Regions from separate parts of the Homo sapiens genome. Here all the other regions are linked to region 3. Evidence: chromatin contacts called from ENCODE Hi-C or POLR2A ChIA-PET data. All regions are on one chromosome and are shown on one strand. The core of a region is the stretch at or near the end of the contact, and the rest is flanking DNA. Distances in the headings are between cores, read along the strand shown. Region 1 holds the start of USP15 (ubiquitin specific peptidase 15). Region 2 overlaps MON2 (MON2 regulator of endosome-to-Golgi trafficking). Region 3 has its middle 340 kb from the start of LINC02403.

The links. Hi-C counts contacts between places; a loop is a spot of excess contacts on that map. ChIA-PET counts read pairs that join two places held with the same protein, here RNA polymerase II (POLR2A). Pooled maps may share reads with other maps.
Region 1: a loop to region 3 is called in a pooled map, with 13 times the contacts of the local background. The contact joins the promoter of USP15 here to the enhancer-like site in region 3. A Hi-C loop is called at or near these places in 2 of 37 single-sample maps with no recorded cell type and 7 of 50 pooled maps.
Region 2: a map of lower leg skin shows a loop between it and region 3 (16-fold over the local background). The contact joins two enhancer-like sites. A Hi-C loop is called at or near these places in 1 of 168 maps with a recorded cell type or tissue (lower leg skin). POLR2A ChIA-PET finds 5 or more read pairs at or near these places in 1 of 52 experiments (activated CD4-positive, alpha-beta T cell).

The regions. Positions count from the first base shown.
Region 1 is chr12:62,259,004-62,261,742 of GRCh38, forward strand. It overlaps USP15 (ubiquitin specific peptidase 15), which reads left to right and starts at 1,401. Exons shown (of 22, transcript NM_001252078.2): 1 at 1,401-1,500. The coding sequence starts at 1,412. MIR6125 (microRNA 6125) reads left to right here and starts at 1,356; the gene lies at 1,356-1,451. It also overlaps a transcript of TAFA2 not described here. RefSeq lists enhancers at 657-726, 1,277-1,636, 1,857-1,906, 2,630-2,739 and silencers at 987-1,046, 1,127-1,236.
Region 2 is chr12:62,536,184-62,539,040 of GRCh38, forward strand. It overlaps MON2 (MON2 regulator of endosome-to-Golgi trafficking), which reads left to right. Exons shown (of 35, transcript NM_015026.3): 15 at 968-1,080; 16 at 1,419-1,523; 17 at 1,913-1,993; 18 at 2,069-2,142; 19 at 2,232-2,322. Among named protein-coding and RNA genes, the nearest start is that of MON2-AS1, 53 kb to the left of the region's middle. Within about 2 kb of position 1,493, at least 5 of the 41 ENCODE cell types and tissues checked have a DNase peak (open chromatin) inside an H3K27ac peak, as active enhancers do.
Region 3 is chr12:58,424,190-58,426,889 of GRCh38, forward strand. No RefSeq gene overlaps it. Among named protein-coding and RNA genes, the nearest start is that of LINC02403, 340 kb to the left of the region's middle. RefSeq lists enhancers at 893-1,840, 1,845-1,924, 2,105-2,224. Within about 2 kb of position 1,427, at least 15 of the 41 ENCODE cell types and tissues checked have a DNase peak (open chromatin) inside an H3K27ac peak, as active enhancers do.

The DNA.
Region 1 (2,739 bases), core at 151-2,650, 3.8 Mb after region 3:
CGCAGAAATAAGCAATCATAATCATAATACTGATATACACAAATCATAATGCCAATATACACTACTTTCACTTGGATTCAGCACTTCCTACTAGCATAACTACACCTACCTTTATCGCATTCTCACCAAATGAGTTAGGGTTTAAAATGGGCAAACGAGAAATGATGTGGGGATTCCGGCCCATCTTTTAGACTTTTCACATCAATATGGTATGTTAAAATCACACCCCTGGACATCATGCTCGGGAATACTTAAGTAATTTTGCCACAATTCATTTACTAAACAAATATTTAGGTAATTTTTACATGTCCATCAGTACTGTGCTAACCACCAGGTGTACAAAGGCTAAAACAAAAGATGAACCCAGTTCCAGCTCTTAAAGAGTTTACATTTTAGTTCAGGCTTTCAGAAGGAGAGGCAGTGAGTGTGCTATACTGTATAGCATGTGGGCTCTTGAACCAGCCTCTCCACTCACCTCTCCACCTGCTGTGTGACCTTGGCATTTGATTTTTAAGCGACTCGATTTTCTATTTTGTAACATAATCGTTGACTTCAAATTAAAGACATATCTAGTTTCATTTCAGGTGTACGGCACCATACGAAGATGGGGCTAAGAAAATGTTACTATCCTGTATAAACAAGAGGGTTTCTCGCACGTTTTCTTCCTTTAGTATCTGGCATTATTCAATACTGTCCATATTCTACTCCCTGTTCACCGATGAACTGGGACATGTTTTTCACTGCAGCTTAGTCGTCTGGGTGTGCCTGGGGAGGCGTCACAAAGAGCCTATAAAGGGTCCCCACCTACAACGGGAGTAAGAGCGCTGGAAGGAACCCAGGAAGGGCATGGAGACCAAGCGTTCGGTTTCGGAGTGTTTTTTGTGTGTGCCCATATTCACCGAGCTTGGGTTCTCCCACTCGTAACGAAAAGCCCAGTCACTGAGCTGCTACATTTTCTGCCATATCTTAGCCGTCCCCACGCCCCCACACCACCGCCCCACCCTACCTCACCCTCAAGCGTGAGTGAATGCGCAAATAAGGGTTTTCAAGGCGTCAGTGGGAAAGAGGGAGGGGAAGGCAACGCTGAGGACGGGAGGACAGGGCGGTGGCATCCCTCTAGCGAGAGAGAGCCAGAGCCCTCGGCGGCGAGGAAAGCTAAAACCCGGCAGTCCCGGGCCAGAGGAGGCCAAGGCAAGATGCTGGACGGGCGGGGACCGATGGGGGGCAGCAGACCATGGCCGCGCACCCAGTGCGCCCCCGGGGCCTCCTCTTGTCCCGAGGAGCACCCCCGCTCCCGGTGTCTTTTGGTTTCGACCGGCCGACTGGGAGGGGCCGTGGGACGCCATTCCCATAATGCTCTGGGGCGTGCCGCCGCCGTCGCTGCCACCTCCCCTACCGCTAGTGGAAGAAGATGGCGGAAGGCGGAGCGGCGGATCTGGACACCCAGCGGTCTGACATCGCGACGCTGCTCAAAACCTCGCTCCGGAAAGGGGACACCTGGTAAGAGAAAGGGGTTGAGATGCCCGCGGTTGCCCGAGGATAGTGGAGAAGTGGGCGGGAGCCGCGAGCTGGTTCTTTCGCTAGTGACAGGTGCGGGCAGGTCCGGCGGCGGCCGCCGGGGCAGCGGGATTTTGGCCGCTTCTGAAATGTTGGGGCAAAGGTTGGACTCTAGATGAGGGTCAGGGTTCTTGGCTTGCCAGGGCATGCTGAAAGGTATCCGGGGAGCGGCGGCGGCGGCGGTTCTGACTCGTGCGGTTCTCTTCGTCCTCCTTCCTTCCGTAGTGCCGCTCCCACCTCAGGCCTTCCCGAATGATAGGTTATAGTGGTTTGGTTTGAGTCTTATATACGCCGTTTTGACAGGTCCCGGTGCCGCGGCTTATCACGATCTCACCGGCTTTACTTCTCTGTTCATTTCCTTTCCTAGAATTGTCGGCGTCCAAGTTCCCTTTTATTCTGATTCTTGGTCTTCCGGGAGGCAGGCTGCAGGATGTTTGCGGTCTGTACTACACAGGTGGCATGTCAGGGCTCCACATAAGAGAAAGAAACCCTAGTTTCCAGTTCCTTGTCAAAGGAGGGAGAGGAGTAGGGAACCTTGGGCTTATGAGAGACCACGTGGTCTTGTGCTTTAGTGGTGGCTTGATAGAAGCCGGCAGCGTTTCTGTTAGACGTGCAGCCCTTCCCTTCTGTTTGAAAGATAATGTAGGCCTGCAAAAAGTAGATAAGTCCACTTGAGGCTTAACTAACTGCTAATATTCAAACTTGTAAAATACCAAAGGTTATACATTTAAAATACTGAAGGATGTATGTGGACATTTTCACACTTGTCGACCATATCAAGTGGCATCTACAATAACTTAAATATGTGAATATGTAACATAATTTAAAATTCCTTATTTTTTGGGAAGCATAATGTGCCTCTTCATTATAATAAAACATATTTTCACTTTCCACTGTTACCATAACAGTAGTATATAATTCATAGAGTGTTTCAGTATGGCATAGTGAAAGGAACAGTAAGATTTAGACCTGAGTTATGTCACAGTTTCACCACTCAACTTGCAGTATGGCTTTGAGGAGAGTTAATTTAAATCATTGCACCTCATTATCTTCATGCTGTAAAATGGACAGTAATTTTATTATAAGGATTTTATCTTGATTCGTTTTAATATCTTAAGAATTTCATATTTATGAGATATCAAATTTTAGTTATCCTCTTATCTCTGCTCTTTACTCCTGACA
Region 2 (2,857 bases), core at 243-2,742, 4.1 Mb after region 3:
CCTTTGTAAACTATGAGATACCATTGAAATGGTGATTGTTATTTTTTTTTAATGGAACTAGTAGAACAGTAATGTTTGTAACCACTTAGGTTAAACTTACATTCAAAAATTTATTTTCTTGTTGAATTCTTTAAGAATACTTGTTTGTTACATGTAATATAAATTTCAGTGTAATATTTAGGGTTTTTTTGTTTATACTTTTTTAATGAGACAGGATCTCGCTATATTGCCCAGGCTGATCTTGAACTGGGCTAAAGCAGTCCGGCCTCAGCCTCCCAAGTAGTTGTTATTACATGCTAATACTCAGTTTTCAAACTGAAAATGTATTGCTCTCTAAATTAAAAAACATACCAGGGATACATGTTTAAAATACTTAGAATGTGTTCGAGTTCTGTATTGCTTATGAAGAAATCTACCAAAGTTATATAATTTTATGTTGTATAGAAAATTACTTAATATTTGCTTAACTTGTCTTGGTTTTTGTACCTCATGAAGTTTTTGTGTTTTTTTGTTTTTTTTTTTTTGAGACAGAGTCACTCTGTCGCTCAGCCTAGAGTGCAGTGACCCAGATCTTGGCTCACTGCAACCACCGCCTCCTGAATTCAAGCAATTCTCCTGCCTCAGCCTCCTGAGTAGCTGAGACTACAGAAGTGCATCGACATACCTGGCTAATTTTTGTATTTTTAGAAGAGTCAGGACTTCACCATGTTGGCCAGGCTGGCCTTGAACTCCTGACCTCAAATGATCTGCCTGCCTCAGCCTCCCAAAATGGCTGGGATTACAGGTGTGAGCCACTGTGCCCAGCCCCTCATGAGTTTTTTAAATGTTTTGATACAGATATTAGGTATTACTGATATTTAAATAAGTGTATGGCTAAACTTGGTTTAATCAAACTTTAAATATAACATTACTTTAAATGCAATATAAAAATATATTTTAATTATTTAGGCTTTCCTTTGTGTTCTAGCATATTCCGTTCAGGGCCAAAGTGTTATGATGATAAGTCCATCAAGTGAATCTCACCAACAAGTTGTGGCAGTGGGTCAACCTTTAGCAGTCCAGCCTCAAGGGACAGTAATGGTAATGTACTTGTATTTTTCTTGGTTATCAATTAGCTATCAAGGAAACTTGTTGTACCTATCTTTGTGTTTGCCAAAATGTGTCATACATTTATTTACTTTCTTTTACTAGAACTACTTTCTTAAACTAGAAGAAACTAGTTTATGCAGTTGACATTACTGTAACCAATATGATAATACAACTTTTAATCAAATGAATTGTTCCTTATAAAACCTTCCAAATCTTTTTCTTAATTTTTTCTTTAAAAAAATCTTTTAACACATTAATGCTACTTTATAAGCTTTTAATTTTTAAGAATACATAACAATTATTGAAAATGTATCCTTTTTAAAATATAGCTGACTTCCAAAAATATCCAGTGTATGAGGACTTTACTTAACTTGGCGCATTGCCATGGGGCTGTTCTTGGAACATCATGGCAACTTGTCTTGGCAACTCTTCAGGTATGTAAAAGTGTCTAGGTCAGAGATTAGTGTTGTTTTTATATATAATTGCTAACAGTTAGACTAAGCAATGTATTTTGATGTTTTGGACAGGCCTAAAAAATAGATAGTAAGTATGAAAAAAGAGAAGTTAGAAAGGGAAAAAGATGTGACTCATATTGTAGGAAGTGGTGGAATGCTTCTCATAATGGCCTAAGCTCTGCTGCATATGTTCGATATCATTAATTATTTTATATGAATGTTAATTAGTGATTTTAGTTTTAGGTTTTAAAAACCTACTACTGATTTTAATTTTGGTTGCTAGAAGTTACTACTGATTTTAATTTTAGTTATTGGACCTTTTATACTTTTGTAAAGTTATTTGTTTTGATTTTTTTTTAATTTTACAGCATCTTGTGTGGATTCTGGGATTAAAGCCTAGTAGTGGCGGTGCCTTGAAACCTGGGAGAGCTGTAGAAGGACCCAGTACAGTAAGCTCTAGTCTTTCTTACCCAATTAGTGCATCCCAAAGTGTCATATATTACATTTAATTTTATTCTTCTCAGGTTCTAACAACAGCAGTGATGACAGATTTACCAGTGATTTCCAATATACTTTCAAGATTGTTTGAAAGCTCACAGTAAGAGTCAGTTTTTTTAATTGATAAAAACATTGTTATTTGTTATATATTTTAGATCAAGATGTCTTATTTCTTCATTTCCTTTTTAGGTATCTTGATGATGTATCACTGCATCATTTAATAAATGCACTTTGCTCCTTGTCTCTAGAAGCAATGGATATGGCCTATGGAAATAATAAGGTGTGATATTCTACCTTTCTGTTTTAGATATGATACATTAGTTATATAAGATGTACATCCATTATGATCTTAGTGTTTTACTAGTAGAACTAACACTCAGATTGTATGGTAACCATACTCTGTTGGGTTTTTACCACTTATCGTTATTTGTCGAAGGAGTAAAAAGGACATGATTTGGCTTGTGATATGTCTAAATATGTCATATGATTTTAAGTTGTGTTCATTTCTCTTATATACTGAACATTTTAAAAATATTTTTATAAAATAATATAATACAGTTTTATAGGTTATATAAAATGTCATGATAATACTTGTAATTACAATTTATGATTGGGGTAATATAAGATTTAAATTAAAGAATGTTTGTCTCAGTTTCCTTTGCTTTCATTGGGATGGAAAGTAAGGAGCTAATCATTTCTTTCTAAAGGTAATGATTCTCCTTATCTTGAAAATTTAAATTTTTATTTGTTCATTGATTAAATGAATAAAACGGTACTTTTGAATATTAACATTCAAGAACATTTCTTTCTATACT
Region 3 (2,700 bases), core at 177-2,676:
TCTCTTATTTACTATGCTTTTCCCATACCATTCTTTCTTTCTTTCAGTGGTAGATTGTCTGTAAACCCAAGTCTAAACCATCTCTTTGAGATTTAGTGATTTCTCTAGATAGCTCCCATGTATACATGAGGTTACATGTTAATAAAATTGTGTGTTCTTTTCTTATCAATCTGTCTTTTGTTATAAGGGCCCATTCAACTAAAAACTATGAAAGTAAAGAGAAAATCCTTTTTCCTGTCCTACACCTTAAATAGGGAACATATGACTAAAAATATTCAGTCAAAAAGAATTTTTCTGAATTGATGCTGAGTTTCTGTCAAGAAAATTTGTGGATACCATACAAGGGAAAAAATGGGAACATAAAATTCTCACTTTCTGGTGCATAAAGCAGTGGGTTCATTTGTTAATATGGCTTTTAGTTTCATTATCAAAATTTGAACTTTTATGGTACATTAGCTGAGCTATTTCTAACATTCTTCTGAAAATGAGAAGATTCATGTCAAAAATTGGCTGTGACATATTTCTAATAAACAAATGGATAAGTGACTATCAGCTGCCTCTGCAATTCCTACTGACTTGAAAACTGCTTACTTTGAACCATTCAGGATAATTCTAGAAAGTTATAATGATTTTCTGGGAACATGCAAATAATGAAAGTCTGAGAAGTGATTACATTACCATAGTTTTACTCTGGAACTTGGCATAATGAAACTGAAACTTTTGTCAACAGTTAAAAATATTTGAGATTCGCTGAAGCAATCTAGTGCTAATGTCTGGAGTTGACTTTATAATTGAGACAATATGAGCCCTACTGAATGCAGTTATTGTGATAGAAAGCTAATCTAAAGAAAGTAGGAACACAATAGACTGCACACATTCTCAACCAGTTTCAATTTGGTATTTCAGTTTTAACAGTAAAGGTATCAGACTGCTGAATATTTTATTGTTGTGTAACCACCAAGGATACTGTGTAGACAGGTAAGATATTTTAATTTTCCCTCCTCTGGTGAATACAAGACCCATCAATGTCAGGAGTGGCACAGTGCAGCTATAAAGTAATATTTTCTTTTGCATTCCAACAGCAGAAAACATCTCTGGCTGCCAACAGTATCTGTATTTAAATTCTTCAGAATCACAGTTTCTTGTTCTTGCAAAGGACACACATTAGGGCCTGAATGGCCTTTGAAACTCATCTTATTTGTATTTGAGTGAGGGCTAAATTATATATCTTTTCCACACTAGGAAGAAAGAAAGTGGATTAAAGAAGAAAGATAGCTGTTTGAAATGCACAATGCCTTTACTAGGAACTAAAGGAATTGCATTCAATGGAAGCTGAATTTCAGACTAGTAAATGTGTTGGTAATCCTCTCTTTGTTTACTGAAAATGAATCACTTCTCAGTTTCTGAAAGGAAACAAAGAAATGTGCCCTGTGTTTGCAAAGGCTATAAATCCTCTAGTTGAGGCCATTTCAAGCTCACTGAGACTGCTGGTAAGGTTGAGTCATGCTTTCAAGAATGCATGGTGCAGTTTCAAAAAGAAAAAACAAAATGTGTTCCGAGTCAGCAGCGTTGCTGAGCAAACTGATGGTGAGTTTTCTGGAGAATCAGCCTTCAGCTCTGTGCCCACAGTCAGGTCACCCATTTATTCCTCAGAGTCAAATGGCAAATGTGTTCGTGCTGGTAAAGGTCAGTCAACACATTCAACTCTTACCCTTGGAGAGAAAGCTGGAAACCATCTTGGACACTTCTCATTGGCTTAGGAATGTCAGCTGAACTTGGAAACCTGCCCAGACTGTATTTTGCCATGACTGGCAGAGATAGGGTCTCCCACCAACTTCTCAGAACCACACTTGCAAAGATTAACTCTTTTGCACAGGAAACACCAACTTTCTATCTGGCCACATTGCTGCCTGAGACATGGCTTCTATTCTGAAGAGCTGCCAAGAGGGAGACTCTGTATGGCTGAATAGGAACAGCTCTGGTCTGCAGTTCCCAGTGAAATCAACACAGAAGGCCTGTGATTTCTGCATTTCCAACTGAGTGTAAACAAAGCTGCCAGGAAGTTCGAACTGGGCGGAGCCCACCGCAGCTCCACAAAGCCTCTGTAGCCACACTGCCTCTCTAGATTCCTCCTCTCTGGGCAGGGCATCTCTGAAAGAAAGGCAGCAGCCCCAGTCAGGGGCTTATAGATAAAACTCCCATCTCCCTGGGACAGAACACCTGGGGAAAGGGGCGGCTGTGGGCACAGCTTCAGCAGACTTAAACATTCCTGCCCATTGGCTCTAAAGAAAGCAGAGGATCTCTCAGCACAGCCCTTGAGCTCTGCTAAGGGACAGACTGCCTCCTCAAGTGGGTCCCTGACCCCCATGCCTCCTGACTGGGAGACATCTCCCAGCAGGGGTCGACAGACATCTCATACAGGAGAGCTCCAGCTGGCATCTTGTGGGTGCCCCTCTGGGGGACGAAGCTTCCAGAGGAAGGAACAGGCAGCAATCTTTGCTGTTTGGCAGCCTCTGCTAGTGATACCCAGGCAAACAGGGTCTGGAGTGGACCTCCAGCAAACTCCAGCAGACCTGTATCAGAGGGGCCTGTTAGAAGGAAAATTAACAAATAGAAAGGAATAGCATAAACATAAAGAAAAAGGACGTCCACACGGAAACCCCATCTGAAGGTCACTAACATGAAAAACCAAAGGTAGAT